2 separate regions of the Homo sapiens genome follow, and region 1 is linked to region 2. Evidence: chromatin contacts called from ENCODE Hi-C data. All regions are on one chromosome and are shown on one strand. The core of a region is the stretch at or near the end of the contact, and the rest is flanking DNA. Distances in the headings are between cores, read along the strand shown.

The links. A loop is a pair of places that touch in the nucleus more often than their neighbours do. Pooled maps may share reads with other maps.
Region 1: a map of sigmoid colon shows a loop between it and region 2 (2.1-fold over the local background). The contact joins two enhancer-like sites. A Hi-C loop is called at or near these places in 3 of 168 maps with a recorded cell type or tissue (ascending aorta, ovary and sigmoid colon) and 7 of 50 pooled maps.

The regions. Positions count from the first base shown.
Region 1 is chr14:99,190,637-99,194,075 of GRCh38, forward strand. All of the region lies in intron 3 of BCL11B (BCL11 transcription factor B), which reads right to left. Among named protein-coding and RNA genes, the nearest start is that of BCL11B, 80 kb to the right of the region's middle. RefSeq lists an enhancer at 1,294-1,855. Within about 2 kb of position 1,560, at least 15 of the 41 ENCODE cell types and tissues checked have a DNase peak (open chromatin) inside an H3K27ac peak, as active enhancers do; they include sigmoid colon, where a contact is called at or near this core.
Region 2 is chr14:99,034,462-99,037,794 of GRCh38, forward strand. The region is part of intron 1 of LOC107984696 (a long non-coding RNA gene); the gene reads right to left. Among named protein-coding and RNA genes, the nearest start is that of BCL11B, 240 kb to the right of the region's middle. Within about 2 kb of position 1,635, at least 19 of the 41 ENCODE cell types and tissues checked have a DNase peak (open chromatin) inside an H3K27ac peak, as active enhancers do; they include sigmoid colon, where a contact is called at or near this core.

The DNA of each region.
Region 1 (3,439 bases), core at 310-2,809, 160 kb after region 2:
GAAGGGCAGTAAAACTGAGAAAGTTCCAACACACACTGCCAAAACCACTGGCAAATTTCTCAAAAGCATCCATTCACCAATAAGGCTATCAGTAAGCTAATTCTAGAAAGAAGAATTGTTCTAAAGCTCGGCATGGCAAATATTTCAGAGAAAAACTGCTCGACTGTTTGAAGGTACAGATGTCTGACCTACCTGGCCATTCCAACTCCTACAGGTGCGACTGTGACAGACAGCTCACCACCTCCACTCCCACCGCCCGCTTCGGCCACACGGGGGGGGTCACCCTCAAATTAGGGTCATCCTGTTACTTCTTTTTAAAATATGCTTTGGGGGTAAAATCTAACAATGGGAATTCAGTCCCAATTTTCAAGGAAGGCCTTTGATTCCACTCTTTTATTATTGGTTATTCTTGAACCTCAAAATAGATACTAATATTCCCCCAGGCCTTTTCCAGGTTGTTGTCAGTTAGAAAAAAACAGCCTAGGACAGTGGTTCTCAACTGAGGGTTGTTTTGCCCCTCCAGGAAACCTGCGGCAATATTTGGAGATATTTGTGATTGTCAAGACTGAAGGGGCTTGGGCTTTGGGGTGCTACTGGCATCTAGTGGGGAGAGGCCAGGGATGCCACTGCACATCTACGATGCACAGGACATCTCCCCAACAAAGGATGAGCCAGTCCACATAGCAACTGTCCCAAAAGTGGGCAGCCCTGGGCCACACCCGTCAACTTAAACACTGGCTTCCTTGTGGGGACCGCACCTAAATCTAAAAAAAAAAAAATAGACTGAAAGAGAAAGTGGGGAGTCAGGAAGAGAGTGGGAAAGGGAGAAAGAGGTGGAGAGAATTGAAAAGACAGAGAGAAGAGGAGGGGCCCACACCATCTACTTCTCTGGCAATAAAGAAACTGTGGAATCCCAGTCAATTTCATCATTGTAGAAATCATTTGAATTCCAGAGTTGCCTGGAGCTGAGAATCTGGGGCTCCTAGGGAGCTCCGAGCCTCGTGAAGGGGGAAGGCAGCCTGAAATGGCAGAGGGGGCAGGGGGACTGCATTTGTCAGCACCCCCCTGCCCGCAGCCCTCCACCAAAAAAAAAAAAATGCTCCGAGTGACTTCCCTCCAGAGCTGGGCTTGGCCACTAAGGCAGGGATGTCAGGGGCTGCCCTAGATTTGGTGGCTCAGCTGTGAGCCCTGCAACAGCGGCTGCAGGAGATGAAAAACAAATATATACTTCCTGAAGTCAAAGAGATAAAAATACAATTTCTGCTGCGTATGCCACTCTTTCACGCAGCATCAACACTTATGTGGGGTGACGGGGGGAGGAGGATGACCACGCAAGCTTAAGTGATTTTTTTAAAAAACACGATCCAGAGAGATTACATAAAAAGTACAATTAAGGGACGCTCAGAATCCCGAGGCCTTCAAGAACGTGCTAGCTCCGGAATATTTTTAGAACAATCACTGGAGTGATTCTTCTTAGTTGTAGAAACACTCCAAATCAGAAAGTCAATTTTTCCTCTATTTGCAGCAGTGCTGGCTCCACTGGACGGAATGCGTGTGTTTTGCTTGGCGGCTGTTCATAATACTGTCTTGGCAGCGTTTCCTTGGAGCGCACACGGTGAACCTGGCTCTCGCATACAGTAGCACTTTCATTTTAAGCGCCCCAGCCACGCTTCCCTAATAACAGCCTGGGAACTGCAAAACCCCTGTAAGCCCAGCCCTTTAAATGGGGAACAGAGCAGGGCTTTCGGGGCCCCGCTCGCCACAATAGGGACTGTAAACTGGGGCTGGTGCTTTCAATCAAGAAACGTGGCTCTCGTTAGAAGGCAGAAAATAAAACAATGCCGGCACGTTCTGGAGACCACAGCGCGCTACCTTTCACCTCGTCCTCGCCACACACACCCAGGCCCAGCCCCGCTGCCTCCTCTACCCTCCTGCTGTCCTGCCAGGTACCAGGTGTACCAGACCGGCTGAAGTTTGGATGGGAAGGGACATGGCAACTTGGGAACCACACTGGGGCTGGGGCTGTGGGCCAGAAAGATCTGATTCTCCTGCTTCCTAGCCTTGGCTGAACATGAATGAGTGAGCTCAACTCTGAGCTCCAAGTTCCTTATCCATAAATGCGAGTGACACCTGTATTGAGGATGTGGAAAGATTCCAGAGCGTGCATGGAAGAGTCCTGCCTCTGGTCAGTGCTCAATAGAGAATGCTATTTAATGATCAAAATGTAAATGAGTGAATGAATGAATGAATGAATGAATGAGTGAATGAATGGATAAAAGAGTGAATGAATGAATGAGTAAATTAGTGAATAAGTGAATAAGTGAATGAATGAATGAGTGAATAAGTGAGTGCAAGACAGCAGGATGGGGCTAAGAGGGGCTAAGATGAGATGGGACCGCTCATGAACAAATCCCCAAACCCCTCTCTGTCACTGATCAGCCACCGTGGTCAGCCACTGCCACCAAGTAGTCGTCATTCAAAAGGGGCCTTCCAGGTACAATTTCAGCCCCTCCCTGGCATCAAGAAACGTAGTGATTTCGGCCTCTTACAACTGGCTCATCACCACTGTCTGTTCGCACACTCCTCTTTCTTTCTCCCTATGTTGTTTACAAAGGTTTCATTATGTTTTCAACTAATCAGAAAGGCCCCGCTAATACACAATTAACATGTGATTATAAAAAAAATTAAAATAGCTTCCAGAAGAAGGAAATGTAATTAAGTAGAGAATGCTTTTCAATAAGTGCTTGCTTTAACCCATTGTCAGAACACAGTCTACGTTCGTCCACAATGCCTAGAACAGATGCCAAGGGCAGAATGTTAAAAGGAAGTTTAAAAAAAAAAGGGGACATTATTTTCTGGGGGAATAATAGCCATCAACTTGGTACAACATGCCGGAGAACTCGGATTCCGGCTGCAGAGGAGAGACCCTCCTCCCAATCCTCTTACCTCTTTTTTCTGGAGAAAGAAAAAAAAGTTTCCCTTCTAAAAAAATGAAATAAATGATTAAAGCCAAATCTAAGATAATAAGAATACATGCAACTAAATAGAGAAACCAACAGCCAAACACACACACTAACGAACCCCACTGCCAACAGAAGTTCTGGTCCAGACCATGAAGAGGGTTTGATAGCACCTCTTTTTCATCAAGTCTGTGATCATTTTGTTTCAAATCATTTCTGGCCAAATTTCAGAAGGGATCTGTCTTTTTAAAACCCCAAATCTAAAATGCGTTTGTAGACTCCTGTTTGAAAAGCAGGCTGACCAATCTGAAGGATTTTATTTCTCCCCCTTCTCTGCAGCCATCCCAAAGCAGTGCTCCAGCCAATGAGATCCGGCCATTTTATTGGCCCCAATGCTTGTCAATATGAATGGGGGTACTGGGGGTTTCAATGGTTTCTGCCAGACAATATGGGCCCAAAGCAAATGGCAAATTCAGTGA
Region 2 (3,333 bases), core at 385-2,884:
GAAGGAAGGGAGAGGGAGAAGGGAAGAGGGGAAGCGGAGGACAAAGGCGCCCCTTGCTGCCTCCTCCTCCCTCCCTCCCTCTGCCCCTCCCCCTCCCTGCTCTTTCTGCGCCCATATTGACCCTCCAGGCCACCGTCTCCAACTTGGCTAACAGGCTGATCTTTCCAAAGCACCAAGAGATCACGTCACCTCCCACTTAAAACCCTCAGTCTCGTGCCACCAAGAGGATAAAATCCTCTTCTGTCCTAAGCTTCCGAGCTCCCCTAGAATCTGGCCTGGGAGACCCCTCCTGAAGCCCCGCCCGCCCAGGGCCATGCACACCTCCCCAGACACCAGACGTCTCAGGGTTTACACGGGGTGCCCTCCGCGGCCCCCTTCCTGTCTTCACATCTATGTATTCTGTGTATCATTACCCCAACCTCTGATGGAGAAACAGGTTCAAAGTGATTGAGTCGCATCCCCAAGGTCGCACACGGATAAGCAACCTAAACCCAAGTCCTCATGCTCTCTTCCCCTGGGAGGGGTCGGACATGGAGGCCCGCAGGCGTTTTCTCCACCTTCCACAGCCTTGATTGTGCGGAGGCAGCAGCGCCACCCACAGGCAGCTCTGGCTTGAATCCCAGCTTCCCCACTTCACCTGGGGGACCTTTGGTGGGTCACTGAACCCTTTGGGCTCTTCATCTGTAAAGCGAACTAAGAACACAGCCTGGGCTGACGGGGAGGATTACTGAGAAGGAGAAATGCCATTTCCTGGGCCTTTTGCAAAATGTGTAACGGACATCCGCTAGCAGAAAGTCTGAAACTAGATTTCACCACTTGGGAGGTGGGAGAGCGGTGGGTAGGGGGGTTTGATCTGAGCCACCCCAGATTTCAGGGCCAACGCTGATCTGGAAGCTCCTGGGGACTTCTGAGACTCTCCATCCCCTGGCATTAGAAAATGTACAGGGAAGCACGCTGGAAACCAGGAAGCTCTAGGCAAGTGTAGATTACCATGACCAAGCCTGGGCTGGGAAGAGGAAGAGAGGACAGAGCCAGGCTGGGAGGGAGCCAGAAAACACTCTTGTGGGCTGGGCTCTAGCAAAAAGTGCTGATTTGGGGAATCCGTGGATTAGAGAAGAATCTCTTTGCCTATATCTTGCTGTGTGACCATGGGTAAAGTCCCAAACTTCTCTGAACCTCAGTTCCCACAGCTATAAAACCAGGATATTGGGCCAGCCTCCTAGATCTTTGCAGGTATCAGCTGTCTATGAAGTGTCACCCACTCGTACCACCTCTGTTCCGTGAGACACGGTCACCTCACCACCTTGGGAGGCGTTGTTGCTTCCATTTCCAATGTGAGCAAACGGAGGCTCTGTGAACCGTGTTCCCAAGGTTGCAGAAGGAGAAGGGGCCGGGCCAGAAGCAGAACCAGCTCCATCTGCCCTCCAGGGCGGTGCTCTGCCGCAGTCCCTGAGATGGCTGCCCTCCCTCCGTGCAGGCGCTGGCCTGAACAGGCTGGCCCAGGGCCCCCCAAGCCTTCCATGCTGGTGGGAGGGCCGCCTGCACAGCCAGTGCGTCCTCCTCGGCGGCCCGTGCCAAGCAGCCCTGCCCAGACCGCACGAGGAGCTGGCCACGACCTGCCAGGCCCGCTAAGCCCCTCCCGCCTGTTTCTCATTTAGAGCAAGCCCCGGCTGCAGCCCAGACATTCCAGAGGGGACAGTCAGACGCCAAGCCCGCCCATGGCTTGGGAAACCGGGCTGCAGGCAGCCCCGTGGTCAGGAAGCTCCACAATGTTTTCCCCTCCCTGTCGACATTTTAAAAGTTGCTTAACCCCTGGAGAAGTCTGGTCCACTCTTTTGGGGCCCGGCTGAACTGAGCCATCCCTGACCCTGGCATTCAAGGGCTCCATGGCCAGGAATAAAAATGACTCTGTAGATGAGCTGGACTCCCCATGGTTCCCAGGCTCTCCTGGCTCAGACCTCCTTCTCCAGCTCTTTGTTCTGGCTGGTCTCCACCTCTGAGACAGCCTCCCTTCCAGCTGGGAGTCCTGAGGCTTCCTGGTGGAGGAGGCATCAGAACAATACAATTGCCACTAATTAGGTGTCAGCTGCTGGCTGAAGTGAACACCCCCACTTACCCCCGCTCCCAGAAGATGCAGGTGGAATCGCTCTAGCTGTCCCTGGAAGAATCCTACCCTTCACACAGCCTTGAGTGCGTTAATTATAGATTGCCGCCTAATGACATAAGTAGCGTTCCTGAATTCCGCCAAAGTGACAATTTGCCATCAACATAAAGCCGCTGCCCGCGCTGCTAGCTGGCCGGGCATCCGGGCGCGAGGCTCTGCGCTCCTCCCGGCCCCTCCCTCCGCCACCCTGCCCAGCACCTGGATGACGCTTGCTTGGCTTGCTAGTCAAAATACATCCTTTTCCCTGTCACCGCTGCCATCTCAGCCCCCAAAAGTAGGGCCTCTTCTTTTTTCCTTCATCTTTTTTTTTTGCCCTGATTTATCAACCCTTGCTGATGGAACCAAGGGCTTTTAAAAACTGTTCCCACAGAATGGCAGTTCCTCAAAAAACTAAAAATAGCATGATCATTGGTCCCAGCACTTCCGCTTCTGGGTATACACCCAGAAAATGAGAGGCAGCATCTCCAACAGATATTTGCACACCCGTGCACACAGCCGCGCTTTTCACAATAGCCGAAAGGCCCAAAGACAGCGGAAGCAGCGCCAGAGTCCCTGGACAGATGAATGAGTAAATAAGACATGGTGTATATGTACAGTGGAATATGGTTCCGCCTTAAAAAGGAAGGAGATTCTGGTGTGTTCTACAACGTGGGTGAACCTTGAAAACACTATGCTAGGTGAAATAAGCCAGACACAAAAGGATAAATACTGTAAGACTCCATTTATACAAGATACCCAAAGTGGTCAAAATCATAGACAGAAACCAGAATGGAGACTTCCAGGGGCTGGGGGAGTGGGGAATGGGGAGGTGTTATTTAATGGGGACAGAGTTTCTGTTTGGGAGGACGAAAGGAGAACTCCTTGTAGCAAATGAAGCCAACACAGAGAAAAGCAGAAGTGTGGGGATATGTCAGGGAGAGAGAGAAAGAGGGAGAGAGAGAGAGGGAGAGGGAGAGTCAGGTGGGGGTGATTGTCACTGTGTCTGAACACCTGGATCCAGCCATGCCTGAAGCTAGACTTATCTCCTTGGACTTTAATGCATTCCATTTTATCCTTAAGCCATTTCAAGTGGGGTTTCTGTCACTTGTACCCAAAATAATCCTGTTTGATAAGAAATGGATTTTCACAATTAATCCATGTCAACTTTCGCCCCCTGGGGTTCCCTCTCC